Linked DNA regions of Homo sapiens: region 1 is linked to region 2. The links are chromatin loops, found by intact Hi-C in ENCODE. Cell type or tissue: gastrocnemius medialis. All regions are shown on one strand. Each heading gives the region's core, and the rest is flanking DNA. Links, peaks and the distances in the headings are about the cores only. Region 1 overlaps LIMK1 (LIM domain kinase 1). Region 2 overlaps ELN (elastin).

What was found. Peaks named below come from ENCODE experiments on the same cell type or tissue, not always from the same donor. Only the 100,000 strongest peaks of a DNase experiment are listed, where the experiment ranks them.
Region 1: a loop joins it to region 2, with 7 times the contacts of the local background. A loop is called at or near these places in 2 of 110 quality-filtered maps.

What each region holds. Positions count from the first base shown.
Region 1 is chr7:74,100,216-74,108,539 of GRCh38, reverse strand. LIMK1 (LIM domain kinase 1) reads right to left here. Exons shown (of 16, transcript NM_002314.4): 6 at 2,560-2,665; 7 at 2,297-2,463; 8 at 1,347-1,530; 9 at 583-669. Among named protein-coding and RNA genes, the nearest start is that of LIMK1, 21 kb to the right of the region's middle. RefSeq lists enhancers at 2,566-3,066, 7,858-7,927. In gastrocnemius medialis, for the core only: no CTCF peak of the experiment used is centred there; DNase peaks (open chromatin) are centred at 3,609 and 7,279; H3K27ac peaks cover 1,537 bases.
Region 2 is chr7:74,034,723-74,043,046 of GRCh38, reverse strand. ELN (elastin) reads right to left here. Exons shown (of 33, transcript NM_000501.4): 2 at 7,633-7,683; 3 at 6,463-6,492; 4 at 5,308-5,340; 5 at 1,796-1,831; 6 at 341-433; 7 at 13-63. Among named protein-coding and RNA genes, the nearest start is that of ELN, 11 kb to the right of the region's middle. In gastrocnemius medialis, for the core only: no CTCF peak of the experiment used is centred there; DNase peaks (open chromatin) are centred at 2,771, 3,476 and 4,366; H3K27ac peaks cover 2,860 bases.

The sequences.
Region 1 (8,324 bases), core at 225-8,224, 66 kb before region 2:
AGTAGCCTGGATGACAGGCACTCACCACCATCATGCTGGGCTAATTTTTGTATTTTTAGTAGAGACGGGGTTTTGCCATGTTGGCCAGGGTAGTCTCGAACTCCTGACCTCAGGTGATCCGCCCGGCTCAGCCTCCCAAAGTGCTGGGATTACAGGCGTGAGCCACTATGCCCGACCAATGCAGTTACTTTTATTTTTTTTGGACACAGGGTCTTGCCTTGTTCCCCAGGCTGGAGTGCAGTGGTGCGATCATGGCTCATTGCAGCCTCCAACTCCTGGGCTCAAGCGAGCCTCCCACCTCAGCCCCCCGAGTAGCTGGGATGACAGGTGCACATTGCCAAGCTCGGTTAATTTAAAATTTTTTTGTAGAGACGGGGTCTTGCTATGTTGCCCAGGTTGGTCTCAAAGTATCCTCTCTCCTTAACCTCCCAAAGTGTTGGGATTACAGGCGTGAGCCACTATGCCTGGCCTGCTCGCTCTTCTTTCAATGGTTCCCAGAGCCCTTTTCCGACCTGTGTTGATGGGGCAGGGGTGAGCACCTGGAAGTCCCTCTGGAGGGAAGAGGGCATTCCGCTCACTGACCTCCTTGAGGAACGTCCTCTGGGTCTCCTCGTCGAACCGGATCAGCTCCTTCATCACCATCACCTCACCTGTCTCACGGTGTGTCACCTGCGTGTGGGACACAGAGGTGTGAAGACAGAAGCTCTGCTGTAAGCCCGCCTTCTAGGAAGCCCCATCTCCACCCCAGGACTGCCAGGGAGATGTGCAGATGGCTTCATACTCTAGGCTGTGCATGGGATGTTCCCAAATACCCAAGTGGATGGGATGTATTAATCCCTTGTCTTTTTTTTTTTTTTTTTGAGATGGGGTCTTGCTCTATTGCCCAGGCTGGAGTGCTGTGGCATGATCATAGCTCACTGCAGCCTTGAACTCCTGGCTCACAATCCTCCTGCCTAAGCCTCCCAAGTAGCTGGGACCACAGGCATGCACCACTATACCCAATTAATTTTTAAATTTTTTGTAGAGATGATGTCAAGGCTGGTCTTGAATTCCTGGGCTCAAGCGATCCTACAGCCTTAGCCTCTCATGGTGCTGGGATTACAGGGATAAACTACTGTGCCTGGCTAGGAGCCACCTTTCAATGACCTCCCGCACATAAGGTCTCAGTCTACCTGTAGGAGGTCCCCTGTTCCTAATTAGCTCCAGGAGGCCAAGGGAGGAGAGGGCACTGGCCAGGGAGTCTGGAAGCCAGATACCCCTTCCACTGTGTTTCCATAGACTGGGAAGGAAGGAGGATGGAGGGGTCCCACCCAGACTGTCCCCTGAGACCCTGGCATGCTCTGTACCTTGATAGCCTGGCCGAAGCAGCCCTTGCCCAGCACCTCCCCGTGGATGAGGTCCGACGGCCGGAAGATGCGGTGTGGCCGGCAGACTACGCGGAGGGACTCAGAGCGACCCAGGTCCTTGCGCTGGGAGGCCGGGGAGCCCAGTGAGCCAGCGCCCGGAGACCTGTCGATGCTGCAGCTCCTCCTGGGGGGCACACATGGTGCCAAGTGCCACCGGGGGACAGGTAGCACCCGGCCAAGGCCCTGCCCCTTCCTCCTCCTGCCTGCATGCCCCTGTCCATGCCAGTCTATGCAATCACCCCCTGCTTTGGGAGGGCCCGCCTGGGACAGTCCAAAGGCTGCCCATCCCAGTGTCTCGGCCTATCCTGGCTCTAGTGGCAGCCCCCAGCTCCCCTCAACCCCTCAGATCCTGCTCTGTCATCCTCTTTTTTTTTGAGACAGAGTCTCACACTGTTGCCCAGGCTGGAGTATAGTGGCGTGACCTTGGCTCACTGCAACCTCCATCTCCTGGGTTCAAGTGATTCATCTGCCTCAGCCTCCTGAGTAGCTGGGACTACAGGCACCTGCCACCAAGCCCGGCTAATTTTTGTATTTTCAGTAAAGATGAGGTTTCCCATGTTGGCCAGGCTGGTCTTGAACTCCTGACCTCAGGTGATCCACCTGCCTCGGCCTCCCAAAGTGCTGGGATTACAGGCATGAGCCACCACGCCTGGCCCCGTCCCCGGCTTTTTAAAAAATGTGTGTTTCCTCTTTTTTTTTGAGAGTGGGTCTTGTTTTGTCACCCAAGCTGGAGAGCAGTGGTGTGATGACAGCTTACTGCAGCCTCCACCTCCCTGGCTCAAGCCTGGGCTGCATTTGTGCAGGGCTGGCTCCCCGACCTAGGTCCCACAGCCCCTGAGCCCCAGCAGGAGTGAAAGCACCCAGCTGAACCGAGGAGCAGGCTGACTTACAAGACAGGTTTCTGCCGGGCAGAGCTGCCCGCCTCCCCGCTGGGAGTATAAGCCGGAGAGCTCAGGGGGCTGGTCTCAGGCCCCAGCCCGTGGCCCAGTGTATCGTGAGGGTCATGCTCGAGGGTCAGCTGGAGCAGGCGGCTGGTTTCCTGAATCAGCAGGTCAATCTGGGGACAGCAGGCATGTGAATGGGGGTGGAGTGGGGAGGGGGCTAGGCATGAAGGCACTACCTCCCGTCCTGCCCCACAGACTCAGGACCGTACCTCGTCCAGGGGCACATTTCGGATGGGCGTGCCATTGATTTCCAAGATCCGGTCTCCGACGTGGATGGAATTCTTCACATCTGGGCTCATGCAGCCCGGATCCACTCTGTGGGTAAGGCAGGGGTCAGGCCAGTGCCCACCTGTCCCTCAGAGCCCCAACAGGAAACCAAGGCGAAGGGCACCAGATCCAGGGTGAGCAGGTGGAGGATTCTACTTCGTGTGACTGGGAAGTAGCAGATGGCCAGAACACCGAGTTCTGGTTTCAGGGGAGGAATTCTGTAATCAATTACTGATGTCTGCCACAGGTGTGAGCTGGAGAAAGGTGGCACGCTTGTAGGCACTGGCCACCCACACAAGATGCTCAGCTGTTCCCATTCAATGGACCATTGTCTCCACCCTGGGGGAACAGATCTATCCTTCCAAATCCCAGGTATGTTTGGTCTCGAATTTTTTTTTTTTTTTTTTTTGGAGACAGAATCTCACTCTGTTACCCAGGCTGGAGTGCAATGGCACAATCTCAGCTCACTGCAGCCTCTGCCTCCTGAGTTCAAGCGATTCTCGTACCTCAGCCTCCTGAGTAGCTGGGATTACAGGTGCACACCACCACACCCAGCTAATTTTTTTTGTATTTTTAGTAGAGACGGGGTTACACCACATTTCCCAGGCTGGTCTCGAACTCCTGAGCTCATGCAATCCGCCCGCCTTAGCCTCCCAAAGGGCTAGGACTGGCCGGGCGCAGTGGCTCACACCTGTAATCCCAACAGTTGGGGAGGCCAAGGTGGATGGATTACTTGAAGTCAGGAGTTTGAGACCAGCCTGGCCAACATGGTGAAACGCCGTCTCTACTGAAAATACAAAAATTAGCCGAGCGTGGCAGTGGGCGCCTGTAGTCCTAGCTACTTGGGAGGCTGAGGCAGGAATTGCTTGAACCTGGGAGGTGGAGGTTGCAGTGAGTCAAGATTCTGCCACTGCACTCCAGCCTGGGTGGACAGAGCGAGACTCCGTCGCAAAAACAAAGTGCTAGGATTACAGACATGAGTCATTGCACCTGGCCTGCCTGGTATGCTTGGGGCAGATGAGTGCCTTGGGTCCCAAAAAGGTCCCGGATTAGTGGCTTCATATCTGACTCCCAAACTCGCCCTGCAAGAGGAGGCCAAGCTCTATTGCTCCTGCATTGGCAGGAGGGAGCTGGCAGCTTGCCCTGAGCCACAATTGCAGGGTGAAGACGGGAAAGAGACCCTCGATCAGTTGCCTATAAGCTAACTCACAAAAAGACCAATTTGCCAAATTTACTTATTTCTTTTAACTCTTCGGTGTTAGGGACCTGGTTTTCTTTTCTTTTCTTTTTTTTTTTTGAGACAGAGTTTTGCTCTTGTTGCCCAGGCTGGAGTGCAATGGAGTGATCTCGGCTCATTGCAACTTCCGCCTCCCAGGTTCAAGTGATTCTCTTGCCTCAGGCTCCTGAGTAGCTGGGATTACAGGCATGTGCCACCATGCCTGGCTAATTTTGTATTTTTAGTACAGATGGGGTTTCTCTATGTTGGTCAGGCTGGTCTTGAACTCCTGACCTCAGGTAATCCACCCACCTTGGCCTCCCAAAGTGCTGGGATTATAGGCGTGAGCTGGTTTTCATTTTGCCTCATAAAAGCTTTTTAGGGAATGCTCACTTTGTCTCTGCCCTAGGTCCTGGAGATGGAAAAGGGGATGGGGGTAAGGCAGAGAGGAGACTGAGAACTTTAAGAAAAACAGGGCCAGGTGTGGTGGCTCATGCCTGGAATCCCAGCACTTTGGGAGGCCAAGGTGGGAGGATTGCTTGAGACTAGGGGTTTGAGACCAGCCTGGGCAGCATAGCAAGACCCCATCTCTATGACATTTTTTACAGAAAATTAGCTGAGCATGGTGGCACACTCCTGTAATCCCAGCTATTTGGGAGGCTGAGGTGGGAAGATCACTTGAGGTCAGGAGTTCGAGACCAGCCTGAGCAAAATAGTGAGACCTCACCATTACAAAAAATAAAAAATTAGCCAGGCATGGTGGTGCTGCCTGTAGTCCCAGCTACTCGAGAGGCTGAGGCAGGAGGATCGCTTGAGCCCATGAGGTCGAGGCTGCAGTGAGCTATGATCATGTCACTGCACTCCAGCCTGGGCAACAGAGTGAGACCCTATCTCAAAAAAACAACCAAGCAAACAAAAAGACTATTCTCGTATGGGGGAGAAGCTCTTCCTTACAGTAACAAATGCAGAAGGAAGAACAGAGTTAGAAATTCAGCATTTGGTAGCCACCCTAGTAATAATCGCTACAGGCAAGAATCATCAATAGATGCTCAAATCATTTGGGGAAGGGTTTTTGGGAACAGGATATTTACAGACTCAAATCTCACAAATGGTTTATTGATGACAAAGGGAAAAAAATCCTTACAGTACAGAAAAAACAAGTAATCAAAGTGAACATCCTCAGCAAAGGGCACACTGACATCATATGTCTCCTGGCAAGATCCACTCGGAAGGACAGAGGATCACTTATGCAGTATCAGGCCAAACCTGCAGAGCCTGTCTCCCTAAGAGGAAACATCAGTCAAACCCAAATGCGAGGGCAGGTACGATGGCTCACGCCTGTAATCCCAGCACTTTGGGAAGCTGAGGCGGGAGGATCACTTGAGCCTAGGAGTCTGAGACCAGCCTGGGCAACACAGTGAGACCCTGTCTCTTTTTAAAAAAAAAAAAAAAAAAAAGGAAAAACATTTTACTTTAATGACTGGCCTGTACACTTCAAAAATGTCAAGATCATGAAGGGCAATGAAAGGCTGAGGAAATGGCCAGACGCAGTGGCTCATGCCTGTAAACCCAGCATTTTGGGAGGCTGAGGTGGGTGGATCATTTGAGGTCAGGAGTTCAAGACCAGCCAGGGCAACATGGTAAAACCCCGTCTCTAATAAAAATACAAAAATTAGGCATGCATAATGGTGCACGCCTGTAATCTCAGCTACTTAGGAGGCTGAGGCAGGAGAATCACTTAAGCCCAAAGGCGGAGGTTGCAATAAGCCAAGATTGCGCCATTGCGCTCCAACCTGGGCAACAAGAGCAAAATTCCGTCTCAAAAAAAAAAAAAAAAAAGATACTGATGACACATGACGATTAAATGCAATGTTGATCATGGACTGGACTGTGGATGAGGGGGAGATTGCTATAAAGGACAGCTCAGTAGTTCAGTATAGAGACAATAGGCAAAATTTGAATATGGTCTGTGTATTAGATAATGGTATCAATGTTACATTTCCAAAATGTGATCACTGAACTATAAGATACAATTGATAATTACATAACAGAATGCCTAGCCAGGCGTGGTGGCCCGTGCCTGTAGTCCCAGCTACTTGGGAGGCAGAGGTGGGAGGATCACTTGAGCCTGGGAGGTTGAGGCTGCAGTGAGCTGTGATCGCATCACTGCACTCCAGCCTCAATGACAGTGATACCCTGTCTCCAAAAAAAAAAAAAAAAAAGAGAAGGTCCTTCTTTTGAGAATATCTAGCATAATTGTGGGGGAGTCAATGATCCCTGCAACTTACTCCCAAACGATCAATAAATAACAACATGTACATGTATGTACAAATATAAACAAGTCACTAAACATGTATATGTATCTGTATCCATATATGTATATATAGAGAGACACACATATAACTCCCAAATATGGCAGTTACGAATTGGTGAACCTTGGTGAAGGGTGTGTATGTATTCAATGGACTTATTATTTTAGCAAATTTTCTATAAATCTGCAAAATGCGAAGATGAAAAGTTGAAAAAAACCAAAGAAAATATTTTCATTGATACAGGCTTTGCATGCATATAACCTTAAAAATAAGCCAGGCATAGTGGCTCACGCTTGTAATCCTAGCACTTTGGGAAGCCAATGTGGGAGGATTGCTTGAGCCCAGGAGTTCAAGACTAGCCTGGGCGACACAGCAAGACTCAGTCTCTACAAAAAATTAAAAAATTAGCTGGGTGTGGTGGTGTGTGCCTGTAGTCTCACTACTCAGGAGGCCGAGGTGAGTGGATTGCTTGAGCACAGGCATCTGAGGCTATAGTGAGCTATGATTGTGCCACTGCACTCCAGCCTGTATGACAGAGCAAGACCCTGTCTCAAAAAAAAATTGTGTGTCTATATATATATATATATATATATGACATACATATGTAAATTCCTTAGAATCTCACATCCTCTCCCTTGGTTTGCTAAAGCAGCAGGTGGCCTGGATAAATTAGACCTTCCTTAAAACGCTGCTATACACAAAATGAAAAGCGGTCAACTAAAACCAGTTTAAAACAAATAAGTAAATCTTTGGCAAGTTGGGCTCTTTCTGGGAAGGGTGTGGCTCTTTGCAGAACTGGGATGTTCCAGATGTTGGCTGGGCGAATGCTTACCCAGTGAGGCAGACAGGGAGGAGACGTCATTAACTGTCTTCTTCATTTTTATTTTAGAGATAGGGTCTCGCTCTGTCGCCCAAGCTGGAATGCATGGTGTCATCATAGCTTGCTGCAGCCTCCACCTCCTGGGCTCAAGCAATCCTCTCACCTCAGCCCTCCGAAGTGGCTGAGATAACAGGCATGAGCCGCTGCACCCAGCTGACTGTCTTCATTTCTAAAATTCTGCCTGGATTTCAGGGACCAGCTGCAGCCTCTGACTCTGTGGGGACCTCCCTTGGCCCTCTGGTAAGAGCCGTTGGTCTGGGAGTTTCCTCATCTCTTTCAAGCAGCTGTCTGCTCATCATGTATGTAAAGCAGCTGCTGGCTTGGCTGATGTCAAGGGATGGAGACACACAGTCAAGCCCAGTATAATTTTCTGTCCCCAGGGCCACCTTCACATCTCAACAGTGCCTATGCAGTGCCAGGCACCTGCCAGGTGTACAAGAAACATTCACTGCGTCAAATGAAAGCTAGCACTTGGTAGGGCCGGGCGTGGTGGCTCATGCCTGTAATCGCAGCACTTTGGGAGGCCGAGACGGGCGGATCACGAGGTCAGGAGATCGAGACCATCCTGCCTAATATGGTGAAACCCTGTCTCTACTAAATATAAAAAAAAAATTAGCCGGGCATGGTGGCAGGTGCCTGTAGTCCCAGCTACTCGGGAGGCTGAGGCAGGAGAATGGCGTGAACCCAGGAGGCGGGGCTTGCAGTGAGCCGAGACCACACCACTGCACTCCAGCCTGGGCGACAGAGCGAGACTCCGTCTCGAAAAAAAAAAAAAGAGAGAGAGAAAGCTAGCACTTGGGCCGGGCACGGTGGCTCACACCTGTAATCCCGGCACTTTGGGAGGCCGAGAAGGGAGGATCACTTGAGCCCAGGAGTTTGAAACGAGCCTGGCCAACATGGTGAAACCCTGTCTTTACTAAAAATACAAAAATTAGCCACATGTGGTCACCTGTAGTCCCAGCTACTCAGGGGGCTGAGGTGCAAGAATTGCTTGAACCTTGTGGGTGGAGGTTGCAGTGAGCTGGTATCACACCACTGCACCCCAGACTGGGCGACAGAGTGAGACTGTCTCAAAAAAAAAGAAGTGACCAATTGCCCAAAAGTAGAAACACTGCATGCTACTTCTCAAGGTGTCAATAAAGGCGCCACAGAAATCTTAGAAAGCTCCAAGGTATCCAACTCCCTCATTGTTCAAACAGACCCCCAAAGCCTAGAGAGAAAGCAGCTGCTCAAAGTCACACAGTAATCTAATCTTTATCAGCCCTGCCCCATTTTTTTGAGACAGGGTTTTGCTCCATT
Region 2 (8,324 bases), core at 238-8,237:
TAGCCATCGTACCTGCAGACACTCCTAAGCCACCAACTCCTGGGACACCACCAAGCCCAGCGCCTGCAGAGCCAGGACAGGTGAGGCATTGCGTAAGGAACAGTGGGGAGGCAGAAGGGCCCGGGGCTGCATGCTGAGGGCCCAGCATTGAGGTCTGGCCCCGTTACTAACTCACCTTCAGACTGGGCACAGCTAGCTGCCTCCCTGAGCCCCAGTAGATTGCAACTGACAATCCCACCCACCCGGCTCCCAAGCCTGAGTTGAGGGAAGGTTCTTTGCAAAGCGGAGGGCCCCACGGAAGCCAGAGGGCTTGTGGCATGTCCCAAAGAGCACCACTCACCAGCCTTAGCAGCTTTATAGGCTGCAGCAGCGTCAGCCACTCCACCAGGCACCAGAGCCCCCGGAAAGGTAACTGCGGGGAAGGCGCCGAGCCCTGCGGAGGGGAGGATGGGGTGAGGTCCTGAGCTACCACACCTATGAAGACTCCTACGCTCTGGCCCTGCCTGGCTGTGCCCCACTCAGGAAGCACATTGGAGGCTCTTCCGCTCTCTGCCAGACATCAATGCCTGCAGGACATCCATGTGAGCACTGCTCACCGGTAATGGATTTTTTTTTTTTTGACACAAGGTCTCACTCTGTCACCCAGGCTGGAGTGCAGTGGTGCGATCTTGGCTCACTGCAGCCTCAACCACCCAGGCTCAAGCAATCCTCCCGCCTCAGCCTTCCAAGTAGGTGGAACTACAGGTGCATGCCACTGTGCCCGGCAAATTTTTTTTTTTTTGTATTTTTTGTAGTGACAAGATTTTACCATGTTGCCCAGGCTGGTCTCGAACTCCTGGGCTCAAGCCATCTGCCCGTCTCAGCCTCCCAAAGTGCTAGGATTACAGGCGTGAGCCACCGCGCCTAAGTACCAGAACTAGATTGTGTGCCGAGGTTAATGTGTTAGACAGCTCTGACAAAACTGCATGGCTCTTTTTTTTTTTTTCCCTTTAGAGATGGGGTCTTGTGGCTGGGCACGGTGGCTTGAGCCTGTCATCCCAGCACTTTGGGAGGCCGAGGTGAGTGGATCACTTGAGGCCAGGAGTTCGAGACCAGCCTGGCCAACATGGTGAAACCCCGTCTCTACTAAGAATACAAAAATTAGCCGAGCGTGGTGGTGCACACTGGTAATTCCAGCTATTTGGGAGGCTGAGACACAAGAATCACTTGAACCGGGGAGGTGGAGGTTGTGGTGAGCTGAGATCAACTGCACCAGGTGCGGGGAGCTGAGACTGAGCCACTGCACTCCAGCCTGGGTGACAGAGTGGGACTCTGTCTCAACAACAACAAGAACAACAAAAGAGATGAGGTCTTTCTCTGTCGCCCAGGCTGGAGTGCAGTGACATGATCATAGCTCTCTGAAGCCTCAGCCTCCTGGGCTCAAGGGATCCTCTCACTTCAGCCTTCCTGAAAACTGCATGGATCTTTTGGGGTCAAATTTCCCCACCCACCTCCTCTAGAATGCCTTCCTGAACCCCTGCTGAGTTAAGCGACTCCCTTGGGCTTCCTTGGTCCATGGGGCTTCCTCCATGCAGCCTTCACTACTATGTTATAAAGGAACCCAGGTACTCAGCTGTGATTTCCTCATGTCCTGGGCAGCTGCTTGGGGCAGTTGGTATCAGCATCAGTCCCCGTCAGTGCCCAGGACGGAACCTGGCCTGCACCCTTGTTCCATGACCGTGCTGCATACCAGCCCTGGGTTGAGCTCAGGGGCTGGTCCCCACAGGGGATATCTTTCTTGGGTGTCAGCACTCACCTGCCCCAAGGCCAGCACCCGCAAGCCCTCCGGGAACTGTGGATAAGAAACAGAGACAGGAGTGTAGGCAGTGTTCCTAGGCCCAGAGTGGGAAATGTCTCCTGGAGTTAGGGCAGTGCTGTGATCAGCCACTCAGGTCCCTAGGCTGGTCCCTAAGCCTGTGATGCTCAGGGTCGATCCTGATAAAATAGCATCCACCAGTAGTTTAGTGAGCGACTACTATGTGCAGTGCAGGTGTCATTGCACCGATCCCTAACAAGCCTGGGCCAGGCCTGTGCTTCTCCTAGAAGCCCTGCTGGCTAACAAGATTCAGCAGGGCTTTCAGCAAGGGCTGGGACAGAGCAGAGTCCGTGAGCGAGACCTCACCCCAGGCCAGTGAGGTCTCTCTTCTGCTTCCTTGCAGATATCTCTTGACTCAGTCCCCTCCCCTTCACCTGCATCGGGGAACTCCTGTGTCCCCACTACCCATCTGTCCTTCCATCCAGCCTGCCCTGCAGCCCAGGAGCCTCCTACTAAGATGTTTATGAGACGCCAAATGGGTCCCTCTGGCTCTCTCCTCCCCACATCTGGGCCCAATCGCTTCGTCTCCCACTGCGGGAGACATTCCACTGCCTTGGCCAGGACCAATGGGCCATCAGGTCAGAGTTCACAACCATGCCAGGTTTGTTTCTAATTATGTGACGATCTCTCCTACAAGTGCTAGTCCTGAGCCTCAGGGGTGAGTCCTCTCCAGGGATGGATCCCAAACATGGAGCCTGCTGTACCCTGGAGAGGTCCCCCCTGGCTTTCCCTGGGTGTGGTCTCCGTTACTAACCACTCCTCGTCCCTCATTTCCTACTAGTGGGAGCTGGACCCCTCTGAAACTCAGCCAGCCTCATGTAAGAAGCATCTTTGCCTCCGGGCGGGAGTGCCTGGCGATCAGGCAGGAGTCACTTCCCAGCACCCGGGCCAGACCCACCTGCGCTGGCAGTCGCTTCTCTCAAGCCAGGCATGTTTCCTGAGCTCTGAGAGGGCAAGGGACATGCTCAGACCTTTCCTGTCCACAGAGGGGCTGGGAGGGGAAGCTGAGGACTGCACAGGAAGTGAGAAGAGGCTGGGGCTGCAGTGGGGGGCAGGCAGCTTCTCTGGGGCCATCTTCCTTTTTCCCATGATCCCAGCCTGAGCATCCTGTCATGTGGCCTGACCACTTCTGTCTCTGCCTGCCCTCCTTCCTTTGCACTCACCTGCCCCAAATGCCCCAAGGATTCTAGCATCTGGAAAGGAGGAGAAAGCGGGGAGGGGCTGACCACAGCTGGGAGTCCAGGGACCTGGCCAGCTCCATCCTCCTTCTTTCTAGAGTCAGAGAGTTCTAGATTCAGACCCTGCTGCTGCTACCCAGCCTCCATGAGCACAAGCAGGTCAATTTGCCTCTCCGATGAGGCTTAGTTTTTGCCATCTACAAAATGGCCATTATATCACCTGCCTTGCTGGGACCAGTGAGCATGTGTGCAGAAAGCACCTAGTTGTGCAACCTACCCAGGGCACACAGTGGGTGCTCCCAGTTCCTTCTTGTCCATGCCCGTGCCCCTCTCAGTGGGCGGCTGGCCTCTGGCTAGTGCTCAGGGTGTTGGGTGTGCAGGCTTCCAGCTGCCTGGTCCCCCGCTGAGAGCTGAGGCAGGGCAGGGCCAGCTTGGACCTGTGGTGGCGCCCACGTGGAAAAGCAGCTGCCAGGCCACCCACCCTCTGTCACCAAGGGATTAATTGTTCCCAAGCATGACACGCGCTGCCTGTGCTCCATTCCATCCTGCCTGGGCAGGCCCAGACGTCCTGGCAGCCCGGATGTGGGGGCCTCCCTGGGGGTGCCATGGGGGCTCTGCCGACCCTTCTGTAGCCCTGAGTCTTCGGGGAGGTCATGGAATCCAGCCCCTTGCCTGGAAACACTGCCCTTTTTATCAGAAGGAGATGCTCTGACTTTCCTTTGGATTGACTCCTTCACCCTGAGCTGGAAGTTCTTTCAGAAGTCTAACCTAAATCTTTCATTAACAAAAGCTTCACTTTTGCAACTACACATCCTGGAACTTCGTAGGGAGTTGTCTGTCTTTCCTCTGGTGTTTAACCACAACCTGCTATGTGTCTCTTGCTCCTAGTGGGATCAATGAATGTACCCTCCAGCTTTGCAGGCACAACCTCCTCAATTTGGGTCTTCTAGGCCAAGCACAGACCTACCTCCACACCTCTGCACCACTATCATCTCCCCTGTCCTCTCTTCACCGTCAAAGACCCTGCTAAGAACCCTCACCTGCTCCAGGAAGACAGGGTATAGGTGCTGGCGGGGATAAGTGGCAAGCTCCCAGGGTCTCCTGGCCTTGCAGAGCCCTGTAGACCCCAGGCACCCCGTTCTCCCGCCTCTCCTGGCTCCAGCCCTGGTGTTTCACAACCCAGATGGACTTTTAGCGCAGGGGAATCTGGGTCTTGAAGATTCATTTGCACTTGGATTATCAACTATCAGGATTTCATAAGAGCTCTTGGACATCTAAACTGTGTCCTGGAGACTTGGGCTTCTGAGCCAGGGCAACACAGCTCAGGGTGTGGGGCGGCCAAAGTCACATGTGGAGCGTCTCATGCCGAGGGACCATCAATCTGGACAGAGACGCTGTTTCCTCCACCTGCTCCTTATCCGCCAGTATTTCCCGGAGGGACCTGCCCCACCTTCCTTCCTGGGGGTGCATTCCCCAGAGCTGAGAGTGGACCCTCGTGGCAGATCCCAGCCCCTTGGGCGAGGCCAGGATAGATCCGGCCACACCTTCTTACTGGAAAACTCCGTGGTCTGGACACAGCTGGAAAGGGCCTGAGATTAGGAGGGGAGCTTATCCGGGGCCATGGTCGGTGCTCAGCTTGGGCTTGGGGTCAGGGCTTGGCCTAAGGCCAGGATTGGGGGTCCTGTGGGACCAGGGTCAGCAGGGTCAGGGTTCAGCCTGGGATTAGGCTCAGGGCTTGGGCTGGGGTTAAGCTTTGGCTTGAGACCAGTGCTCCATCTGGAGTCAGGAGAAGGGCTCAGAATGGCATCAAGGTCAGGGTGATCTGGGGTATTGGTCTGGGGTCAAGGGCTAGGGGACCACTCAGGGGAAGTCTGGGGCTGAGGATCTGTGTCTGAGCTCCCGAGGGTCATGTAAGGCTTGGAGGCCACTGGAACCGGAGCAATCCCTGATGTTGCCTCTAACAGCCTCTCCTTTGCAGAGAGGAGTCTCTGGACAGCTGGGTGAACACACATGCACATGTAGGGTAGATGCTAGACGCCCTCACACAGGGAGGACATGGAGCTGCTTCCAGCCTCTTGTTCCTGGAAGCCCTGGGACCTGGCCCCGGCCTACTCATCCTTGGGAGGCTAATCGGTGTCCACACCTCCCTCCTTCCTCCTGCCCGTTGGCTTCCTTGTCCTGTTCCTAGTTTCCTTGTCCCATTCCCAGCTGGGTAGGCTCCTCCCTCCCCAGCTCCCTCGCTGTCTCTCAATGCTCCGAGGCCTTGGGTCTTACCTGGCTTAAGAGGTTTGCCTCCAGGCCCCAGCGCTGCAGAGGGAAGAGAAGATAGTGAATGGGGTGGCCCAGCTTATCCATCTACTACTTATCCAACCCCCAACCCGGGCAAAGTGTGGGCAGTGTGGAATCACACACCCCAGGTCCTCCCGCTCAGACTTGGAGCCCCTGGGAACCTAGCTCTACTTCTAACTCGTGGTTTATACTCTCTGAGTCCCAGAGTCTCAGCCTCAAAAGGGGATGATGGGCTGGGGGTGGTGGCTCACGCCTGTAATCCTAGCACTTTGGGAAGCTGAGGCAGGCGGATCATCTGAGGTCAGGAGTTTGAGACCAGCCTGGCAAACATGGTGAAACCCTGTCTCTACTAAAAATACAAAAATTAGCCAGGCGTGGTGGCATGTGCCTGTAATCCCAGCTACTCAGGAGGCTGAGGCAGGAGAATCACCTGAACCTGGGAGGTGGAGGTTACAGTGAGCTGAGATCGCGCCACTGCACTCCAGCCTGGGTGACAAGAGCAAGACTTTGTCTCAAAAAAAAAAAAAAGAAGATGGTGCCTGCTCAGCCGGCTTGGCAGGGAGGTTTTTGAGGATAAAAAGAAATAGGAAGGGGCCGGGCAAGGGGCCGGGCAAGGTGGCTCACGCCTGTAATCCCAGCACTTTGAGAGGCCGAGTCAGGCAGATCACTTGAAGTTGGGAGTTCGAGACCAGCCTGGCCAACATGATGAAACCCTGTCTCTAGAAAAAATACAAAAATAAGCTGGGCGTGGTGGCACGCGCCTGTAGTCCTCGCTAATTGGGAGGCTGAGGGAGGAGCATCACTTGAACCTGGGAGGCAGATGCTGCAGTGAGCTGAGATCACGCCACTGCACTCCAGCCTGGGCGACAGAACGAGACTCTGTCCCCCCGTCCTCCCCCACCAAAAAAAAGAAGAAATAGGAAGGCAGAGGGCACCAGACATAAAGTCTAGGGGAGGGACTGGGAAGGCCAATGGGTTCTGGTTCTCAAAGAAGCCTCCTCCCACCGCCTGGATGCTGTCTGTGAAATGAGGGAGTCCTTGATGCTCGGGTCTCCCAGGGTTCTCAGGTCTGAGGATGCATGTGGCTCGGGTGAAACCCAGGCCCTTTCAGTGATGAACAAGTGTGGTTTCTGAGCTCACCTCCTCCTCCAAGGGCTCCGAGACCAGCCCCTGTGGGGGGAGAGAAAGAGAAAGAGAGATCATCGGTACTTCTGCCAGGCAAGCCCGCTGCCACCCCCAGCTATGGCTGAATCCACCTCTGCCTAACTACGTGACCTTGGGCAAGACCTGCTCTCTGCAAGCCTCGGTTTTCTCTTCTGCTTGGCCAGTAGTCCAGTGTCAGTATGTATCTGGGGGAGTGCTGGCGTCTCTCCCCACTTCCAGGTCACTTCTGTACACTCAAATGCTTTTTTTAATTTTTTAATTTTTTTTTATACGGAGTCTCCCTCTGTCGCCCAGGCTGGAGTGCAGTGGCGCGATCTCGGCTCACTGTAAGCTCCGCCTCCTGGGTTCAATCACATCATTCTCCTGCCTTAGCCTCCCGAGTAGCTGGGACTAGAGGCTCTCGCCACCACACCTGGTTAATTTTTTGTATTTTTAGTAGAGACAGGGTTTCACCGTGTTAGCCAGGATGGTCTTGATCTCCTGACCTTGTGATCCGCCTGCCTCAGCCTCCCAAAGTGCTGGGATTACAGGCTTGAGCCACCGTGCCTGGCCTCAAATACTTTTTAAGTATTGAAAGTATTACTTTTGATTTTTCTTTTCTTTTTTTCCCCTTTTCTTTTTAGAGACAGGGTTTTACTCTGTCACCCAGACTTCAGTGCAGTGGTGCTATTATAGCTCACTGCAGCCTTGAACTCCTAAGCTCAAGTGATCCTCCTGCCTCAGCCTCCCCAGTAGCTAGGACTACAGGCGTGCACCACTATGCCCAGCTAATTTTTTTTTAATTTCTATACTTCATTTTCATTTTTCTCAATGCAGAACATGGCTAATTTTAAATTTGTGTGTGTGTGTGTGTGTAGAGAGGGGGATCTCACTATGTTGTCCAGGCTGGTCTGAAACTCCTGGCCTCAAGCAATCCTTGTTTCTCTGCCTCCCAGAGTGTTGAGATTACAGGCATAAGCCACCATGTCCAGCCTGTATGCTCTTAATAGCTGTAAATCAATGTCTTGTTAATTGCATTTTTAAGTGGGTGTGACTTCTGGTAGGCGTGTCAATGTTCCTACCTTCTGTAGTGTCAAAATGTGCATCTATTATGGACATCAGCATCATCCGCATGACCTGGGTGTGTGGAAGTTTCATGTACGTTACCTGGATAAAAGACTCCTCCAGGAACTCCACCAGGAATGGCCCCAGGGACCCCTGAAAGGAAACAGGTAGAGTCAGTCCTCCAGGAGCCAGAACTATTAGGCTGGTGCAAAAGTAACTGCGATTTTTGCCATTACTTTCAATGGCAAAACCCACAATTACATGGAAACAAGAATAATGCTGATGGCAATAATGACATTGCTTGTCTCCAGAGCAGTTTCTGTTTACAAAGTGTGTTCTCATTCTTGCTCTTTGAAATCGGCCTGTGAAGTTGGAAGGGCAGGGCTTACTATCATCATTTTGTTTTGTTTGAGACTGAGACGGAGTCTTGGCCTTTCACCCAGGCTGGAGTGCAGTGGTGGGATCTCAGCTCACTGCAACCTCCGTCTGCCTGGGTCAAGCGATTCTGCTGCCTCAGCCTCCTGAGTAGCTGGGATTACAGGTGCATGCCACCAAGCACGGCTAATTTCTGTATTTTTAGTGGAGACAGGGTTTCACTATGTTGGGCAGGCTGGTCTTGAACCCCTGACCTCAAGTGATCTGCCTGCCTCGGCCTCCCAAAGTGCTGGGATTACAGGTGTGAGCCACCGCTCCCAGAGACTATCATCTTAAGACATGAAATCAGGCTCAGAGAGGTTAAGGGACATGCCTGGGGCCACACAGCTGGAAAGAGACGGGGCCTGGATTGAAGCTCA